3 separate regions of the Homo sapiens genome follow, and regions 1 and 2 are each linked to region 3. A link is a loop called in an ENCODE intact Hi-C map of the cell type or tissue named here. Cell type or tissue: Calu3. All regions are shown on one strand.

Evidence for each region. A loop is a pair of places that touch in the nucleus more often than their neighbours do. Peaks named below come from ENCODE experiments on the same cell type or tissue, not always from the same donor. Only the 100,000 strongest peaks of a DNase experiment are listed, where the experiment ranks them.
Region 1: a loop joins it to region 3, with 2.9 times the contacts of the local background. A loop is called at or near these places in 16 of 110 quality-filtered maps.
Region 2: a loop joins it to region 3, with 6 times the contacts of the local background. A loop is called at or near these places in 19 of 110 quality-filtered maps.

Annotation. Positions count from the first base shown.
Region 1 is chr6:127,103,943-127,106,442 of GRCh38, reverse strand. All of the region lies in intron 4 of LOC105377989 (a long non-coding RNA gene), which reads left to right. Among named protein-coding and RNA genes, the nearest start is that of RSPO3, 13 kb to the left of the region's middle. In Calu3, no CTCF peak of the experiment used is centred here; no DNase peak of the experiment used is centred here.
Region 2 is chr6:127,068,800-127,071,299 of GRCh38, reverse strand. It overlaps LOC105377989 (a long non-coding RNA gene), which reads left to right. Exons shown (of 14, transcript XR_002956387.2): 5 at 214-288. Among named protein-coding and RNA genes, the nearest start is that of RSPO3, 49 kb to the left of the region's middle. In Calu3, CTCF peaks have their summits at 1,019 and 1,218 (motif pointing right); no DNase peak of the experiment used is centred here.
Region 3 is chr6:126,803,110-126,805,609 of GRCh38, reverse strand. No RefSeq gene overlaps it. Among named protein-coding and RNA genes, the nearest start is that of RSPO3, 310 kb to the left of the region's middle. In Calu3, no CTCF peak of the experiment used is centred here; a DNase peak (open chromatin) is centred at 1,179.

The DNA.
Region 1 (2,500 bases), 300 kb before region 3:
ATGGCAGTTTATGGCAGCATAAGTTTTCTGTACTGAAGTAAAATTTCAAAAGTAAATTGGAATCTTTGTCTAGAAACTGGAAAAACTTTTGATTTTTAAGAAAAAAAATCTAGTTTAATTGACTTATGAAATTCATAGAATTCTAGATCTGGATGTACTCTCAGAGATCGTTAGTATACATTATTTTATTTTGACTGAGACCTGAAAGATTAAGTGACATGCCCAAGGCACTACTGGCAATGCTGAGACTAAAACCCACTCCTCCTCATTACTAGGATTATATTTTATTGCACCACCATTCTGAATGCTGTTTTGTTCAGCGTTCAGTGTTTAATCAGTCATTCTACTTTAGAAATCCATATCCTTGTTTCGTACCAATGGAATCTGAGAACAACTCATTTATTCACCAATTCATTCATTCATTTACTCACATTAATTTAGCATTCCCTTGGTGCCTATCTTCTTTGGACATTGTCCTTAATCCTCATTGTTATTTCAGACTAAGAACACTTGATAAAGTTTAAAACAATTGTGAATGTATCCATTTCGTAGGGCAAAACACTTTAATTCTGATTCTTTTAATAATTCTTCTTTGACTTTCATATACTTCTTATTGCAAAGTTTAGGGTCAAGTAAGTTCTGAATGTAATAGAAAGAAGACATAATTTTTCTGCATTTATTTTGATTAAAAAACCTATATTTATTATTATAACTAGAGAACTCCTTATGGATTTGTTATACAAACTGACCCTAGGTTTTTTTTTCAGTCATACTTAAGGAAAAAAATAAACTGCTTAAAGTAATAAGGCAATGCATTTATATATTATCCTATATTGGCACTGCTGAAATTTATTCATTTCTTTCCAGATTGATGCAATGTATAAAAATCCCTTGGATTCTACTCCAACACTGCCATCAGTGAGCATGCTGAGTACCTACTATGTGGGCAGTAAACATAAATGTGTTAAATGTAGTGAGAATAACACCAAAGAAATAAAGGACCCAGGTCTCCAGGAGCACATAACTAAGTCATGAAGAAGACCTAAAGAAATATATTAGTAACAAAAATGCTATTCTATTTATGCCTTTATTACCAAAAAGGAATCACTCTTAAACTACCAAGAAAAGAGAAGAACTAAGTCAGTTTAGTTAAAATACCAGTCTTTGAAGACTTGAGTCAGGTAAGCCAGGTTTTGAAGCAAGTCTAAATCTGATAGAGATATAGGGAAAGAGCAATTAATATAGGGAGGCATTACTATTTAAGGAAAGGCTTGGGTAAGAAGTCTTCCTCTCTCTTTTGAGTGACCTCTCTCAATTGAATGACCCACTCTCTGCTTAGGTTCCTTCAGAAGGTTCAGCTTCACATTCAGCAGCATTTCCTGAGACCTCGTGTTCCAGGCCCTGTGCAAGGCACTGTGGCATGTTATCACATTTGTTTAACCAGTAGCTCTTCCCTCTAGATAGGTTGGCAGGTTATTCTCAACCTTTTCTTCCATGCTGTGCATCTTATTCACCCCTGGAATCTAAAATACATAAATAGTGTGTGTGTGTGTGTGTGTGTGTGTGTGTGTGTGTGTGGTGGGGAGGGAGGGTGAGTGAGTGATCAGTAGCTTTAGCTCTGTCTCCATTCCCCAAAATATTCACTTCAATAGGCCTTGCTACTTATAGGTAGTCCAGAGAGCAGAAGCACAGAGATCATCTGGGAGCTTGTTAGAAATGCAGAACATCAGGCCGGGTGCGGTGGCTCACGCCTGTAATCCCAGCACTTTGGGAGGCCGAGGTGGGTGGATCACCTGAGGTCAGGAGTTCGAGACCAGCCTGACCAACATGGAGAAACCCCGTCTCTACTAAAAAATACAAAAATTAGCCAGGAGTGGTGGCGCATGCCTGTAATCCCAGCTACTCGGGAGGCTGAGGCAGGAGAATTGCTTGAACCCAGGAGGCAAAGGTTGCAGTGAGCCGAGATCGTGCCATGGTGCTCCAGCCTGGGCAACCACAGTGAAACTCTGTCTCAAAAAAAAAAAAAAAAAAAGAAATGCAGAACATTAGGCCCCACCTCGGACCTGCTAATCACAATCTACTCAATCATTTTAACCATTATTTATCCAGGTGACTGAATGCATATTAAAGTTTGAGAACCCTTCATGATATAATCATATGAAAGAGCTTTTAACAGGACTATTGAGTAGGCTCAATTTCAACACAATTAAGTCAGAAAGTCTAGTGACTGGGGTATCTGTGTGGTTTAAACACTCTCCAGGAGATTATAGTGTGCACCCAAGGTTGGGGCACACTGCTCTGCTCTTTCCCAAAATGACATATAGATAAAAATTTCACAAATCCCTTGTAAACAAAGTAGATTTCAGAGTCTAGATTCAGAACCTATAGAATCAGAAATCATAATTTCCAGAAAAGAAAGCTGTTCATCTGTATATTTAACAAGCAACTCAGGCTCTATTTCTTTCATCTGGTGACCTTGTGGGAACTCATTTTTTCCTGT
Region 2 (2,500 bases), 270 kb before region 3:
TTTTGTTTTTGACAATGAAATTATATGAGAAAGATTCAACAATAGTTTCCTGTAGACTGGTGCTTGAAGAAAAAGTATACTTTCATTAGACGGAGAGTTAGAAAATGGCAAGTTTGTGTGGGTTTTTAAGGAGATACACAAAGACTGATAGCATTCATAGAATTTGTGGCTAACTTTACTTAAAATGTTTAACCTTTCTCTTTTCTTATACAGGTAACCTTCCACAGGCCCACACATGTGTTATCAGCCATACCTTAGGACAGAAGGAATGAGTTTGCAGAAAGGATGGTAAGTGTTTCTGAATAAATCGAGCATACAATAGGAGATACATGAGAAGGAGTAAATGGCCAGAGCAGTATATTTATAGACAAGGAATAGTACCCAAGATGGAATTATCTCTGTTGTGATATAAATGAAAATGTAAGAACATTATTGCAGACACAAACCTTCTCAATGAAAAGAAGTAGGTTGTGGAGAAGAGATACTGAGACATGCATTGGACTTATAAAGAGGACAGGGCCAGAAAGGCCAGAGCAGACACTAGTTCAAACAAAGGAAGAAAATGAAAATGAAGACCCGACCTGGAGAAAAATTTCATGAGTAGGCAGTATAATCAGAGATTGTTTCACACCCTTGATTACAAAGGAAGACAGACTAGCCAGGAAGCTAGACTATTGAGCTAGACAGACTAGGTCAATACAGAAACAATACTCAGTTACTAAGTTATTAAGAAGCAGATATTGCGATAATCTTCACATGGGTTATTATGTCTTTTCTTCACGAGAACCTCAATGTAGATATTACAATTGTGAAGGGCCATATAGTACATTGATATCCTCAATGTGGATATTACGATTATGAAGGGCCATATAGTACATTCCAATTTTATAGATGAGAAGAACTCTATGATATAGAAATGCTGAATAATTTGTCTAGAGTCATTCAGATAGTAAGTGGGAGATGAGAGGTTTGGATTTAAGAAGTCTGATATTTGCTGTATGCAAATATCCCAAAGGAGCATTAAATGCTCCAAACCCAAAATAAGAGCGCTCAGGTGTGTGACTGTTGGAGCTGAAATTAGATTCTGCTGGGGTTTACTTATTGCTCCTGCTGTCATTGATAAACCCTATTTCCAAAGGTTTAAATCTCCCAAGTCTCTTGAAGGTGGCAGGTAGCATATATCAAATCATATAGTTCCCATCCTAGCCACTAGGTGGTAGTTAATACTATCAACTCAAGAGTGTTTCCTGATACGGACAGGGTGGAAAAGGACAAAATGTTTGCAGTTTTCAGTGGTCAAACTAGGTGCTCTTTTTGTATAGTGGTGAGATGGCTAATTGCTTTTAAAAAGAAAAAAATAATGTTGAAGGGACAGATTCTCTCATTCTTAACATACTTATTGAGTGTCTATTGTGCTCTAGGCACTGGGATAGATGCTGGAAACAAAGGTAAGCAACAGAGTACGGTGAGACATATAAACACCTAACCAAGGTTGCATATCAGTGTGATGATTGGCTAAATAGAGATATATGCCAGATATAAAATTGAAGAGAAATACTGCAAAATGAGGTGTGTGTGTGTGTGCACACCTACATCTATAGTCAAAGAAATATTACAGAAAGTTTAGGAATGAAGAGACCAAGACCTAGGATAAAGACTTTGCCACTTATGCATTGGGATGCAGTAGCATCTATAGAACAGAACAGGGTTGTATCAATGATAACTATACTATCAGAGTATGAATTATGTACAGTTTCTTTATTTTTAATGGCAATGACTCAAATTATAATTGGTTACATCTGACCACTCTGTCACTTTGGAACTATATATTTGAAGATTTTATCTACTTATTATTTTAAAATAATCATCAATTCTACACTCATATGAACGAAAGACATCAAGCTTCTAATTAGAGGTTCTGGTCAGATGATATAATTAGTGTTAGTATAACTGTTTAGTAATAAATAAATAGAATGCAGCAAACTATATGTTGAATAAATAAAAATGGACTGATATTCTTAGTTTTGTGTATATACATATGTGTGTGTCTGCTAGCGAAAGATATTAACAACAACAAAAAATTTTGAATTTCAAGCTTGAATAAACTTGATTTTTCTCAACTTGTCATTTTTGTATTTTGGAAAGCCTACATTTGTGAAGCTGAATTTTGTGAGGTCAGATACAGTTTTTGTTCTTATTATGCCAATTAATGTTAAGATTGGTTTCATGCTTGTGGCTCAGAAAAATACCAGGGTTGATATTACCACCCATATTGGCCAACGTGAGAAAGCAGAATCCTCTGAGTTGGCTCTGAACCCAGTAGCATTGGAGAACATCCATGCATGGTTAACCCACTTGCCAGAGGCCCACTGGGAATAGTTAGAGTGAGATTTGCCCTTCGTGATGCTTGAAAGCCCTAATACTGAGTTCAAGAATATCCAGAACAGTCACCTATACACATGACAGTCAGGGTATTTATAGTAGAAAACCAGACATGAGC
Region 3 (2,500 bases):
CATTAATTTGAGCATAGATAATGGACAACTGCTGAATTAACCAGAATCATTTAGGGTAATGGCATCCTAAAATAATAGAATCCATCAGCTTGGTTCAGCACCTACTATGTGTAATTTACTTTGGCAGTGGGAACTACCAATAAGCAGGGGAATGAGAGTAAGTAAAATGAGTATTGCCTCTAAACACCAGAATTCACACCTTAGTTTTTATATGCAGTTGGACTAGTTGCTTAACTTTCCTAGTCTTTAGCTTTTTCAGTGTGAAAGATGAAGAAAGCAGTACCATCCCTTCCATTTGTTGGGAGGATTAGGATAAAGTGAATTTTACATAGTGAGTGTTCAAAAGCTGATAGCGCTGCTGCTGTGCAAGATGAACTTATGTGGTTATTCAGGAGCTTACTGTCTATGTGAGGAAATCTAACAAACCCTAAAACAGACTTTTAAAATTAGAGATTGCACAGGAGAATAGATTGTAAAATATTAAATCAATTTCACAGCTAGGAGCATATATTTATAATTTTATGATTAGTAATAATTAAATTTTGTAAACTCAAATTCGCAATACACTTTTAGTATTCTTTTTTTAAAAATGTCAACTGAAAATATCTACTAAATTCATTATAAAATCTGGGTATTTATTTGTTATTGGCTGAAATTTTTATTTTGTTATGTTCATTACCATTTTAGTAATCTATTAATTACTGAATAATAAGGTAATAATAACATATGAAATTATGCTGATTCCTCAGAAACTGGGTCTGAGATTCTAACTCCAGCTACTAACTTTGCCATAACTAACTTTTTTTAGTGTTCTCTGAAATAAAAGTTCTGGGATAAATTTCTCCTCTATGTTTATCTATGAGAAATGATACTTCAAGCCGAACAAACTGTGTTCGTTCTCTCCCACACACAGAACATGAAACATTCTAAGTCTCTCCAGTGCGACTGATGATGCCAAGTTAGCCAGTGTTGGTCTGTTTTCTTTAAATGAGATGGCTGTGTGTGTGTTCATTTGAATAACATGTTGGCTACTGAAAGACTTTCAGCATCTATAGTTAATTAAAAAGGAAAGCACAAGTTTTAATTTCTTCTTGTACTCTTGTTACTAAAAATTTCTCTTCAGAATCTGAAGCTAAACCTTTCTTCTCTGACCCCAGCCTTGTTAGTGCTGCCACCTACAGGAAAATATGGTAGCAAAATAATGAGGCATTCATGTGAAACCCTGTAACCGAATGGACCTCCTCCATCTGCCCCTATACTAACCTCTGTAAGCCACTGCTAACACACACAAATAATAGTTGCACACATATGCATACATGCTCTCCAAATTTACTCGCTCAGGTGTTCCATTCCTGATGGTTTACAGTGACTTAACTCTACTAAGTCAGTATACTAAATTGTAATGGTCTATTCTCTCCTTTATGCCAGTCCCTGCATTTTAAAAAGTAAAAATTGGTAGTGTTTTGTCTGTCGTATGCCTGGATTGAATTTTTATGCCCACTAATATTCATACTGAAATGTCAGGCTGGACACTTGTGTTGTAATTACATAACATGAGGAGAAAAGTTGAGTGATGTGGTGAATGAAGTGTTGGCTTTTTGCCAGAGATGCAGGTTTCAATCTGACCTATAGTTCTAGACAATATGAATAGTCTTAGCCCGGTCCCTAGGGTCAGTGGTCTATGGCAGATAAACCTTTGAATGTAATTCAACACAGTAGGCAGTCCTGTGAGGTTGAAAGCTGGGACTGTGTTTGCAAAGAGGATTAAATACTTCCCCACTTAGACAGGGAGAGAGAAAGAGCGAGAAACTTTCTTGCTAAGACTTCAATTCATTGGAAACATTCACACCTGAGTTCTTTGTACCTGTTACAGAGAAGCAATGGTGCCCATTTTCAAAGCCAAGCTAAAAATGTCTATAATGATATTTTTGCTTTCTGCAGTTAATCTGGCTATACTTTCAGTAAAGAAGTAGGGCAATTTCCTCCCAAACCTTTAGGCCAACATCACCATCAAGAACATTTCATTTCCCCAGCTGTTGCCAAGGATGGGTCAGGAAGGTAAATGTGTCAACCCCACTCCCAGTATAGTCAAATTGGTTGTTGCTTCCTGGAGAGCTGTGTTGAGAAGGTTGAGGTAAAGCCTGGACTCAGCAGGAAATTGTGCCCTGATTAAAATAATGGCTGCCAGAGGTGAGATCCCCAGAGGTGGTTCTGCGTATATAACCTATTTGGCCATCTCTGGTCTACATGCTATAAAATTCGTTTCGAAAGAGTTCTTTTTAAAAAAATATTTTCCCCACTAGAGAAAAGTCTACAGGAAATATAGAAATATTGAAAATGATAATACAAGCTTAAATATATAACACATTTCCATCATATTTAGATAGGAAGGCAACAGTTACTGGCAGGGTGTTGAGTGAAAACAGGATTGTGGGTTTTATGCATTTAGATGAGTTGGGAATACTTGTAAGTAGGGCAGTATGGAACAAGGATACAGAAC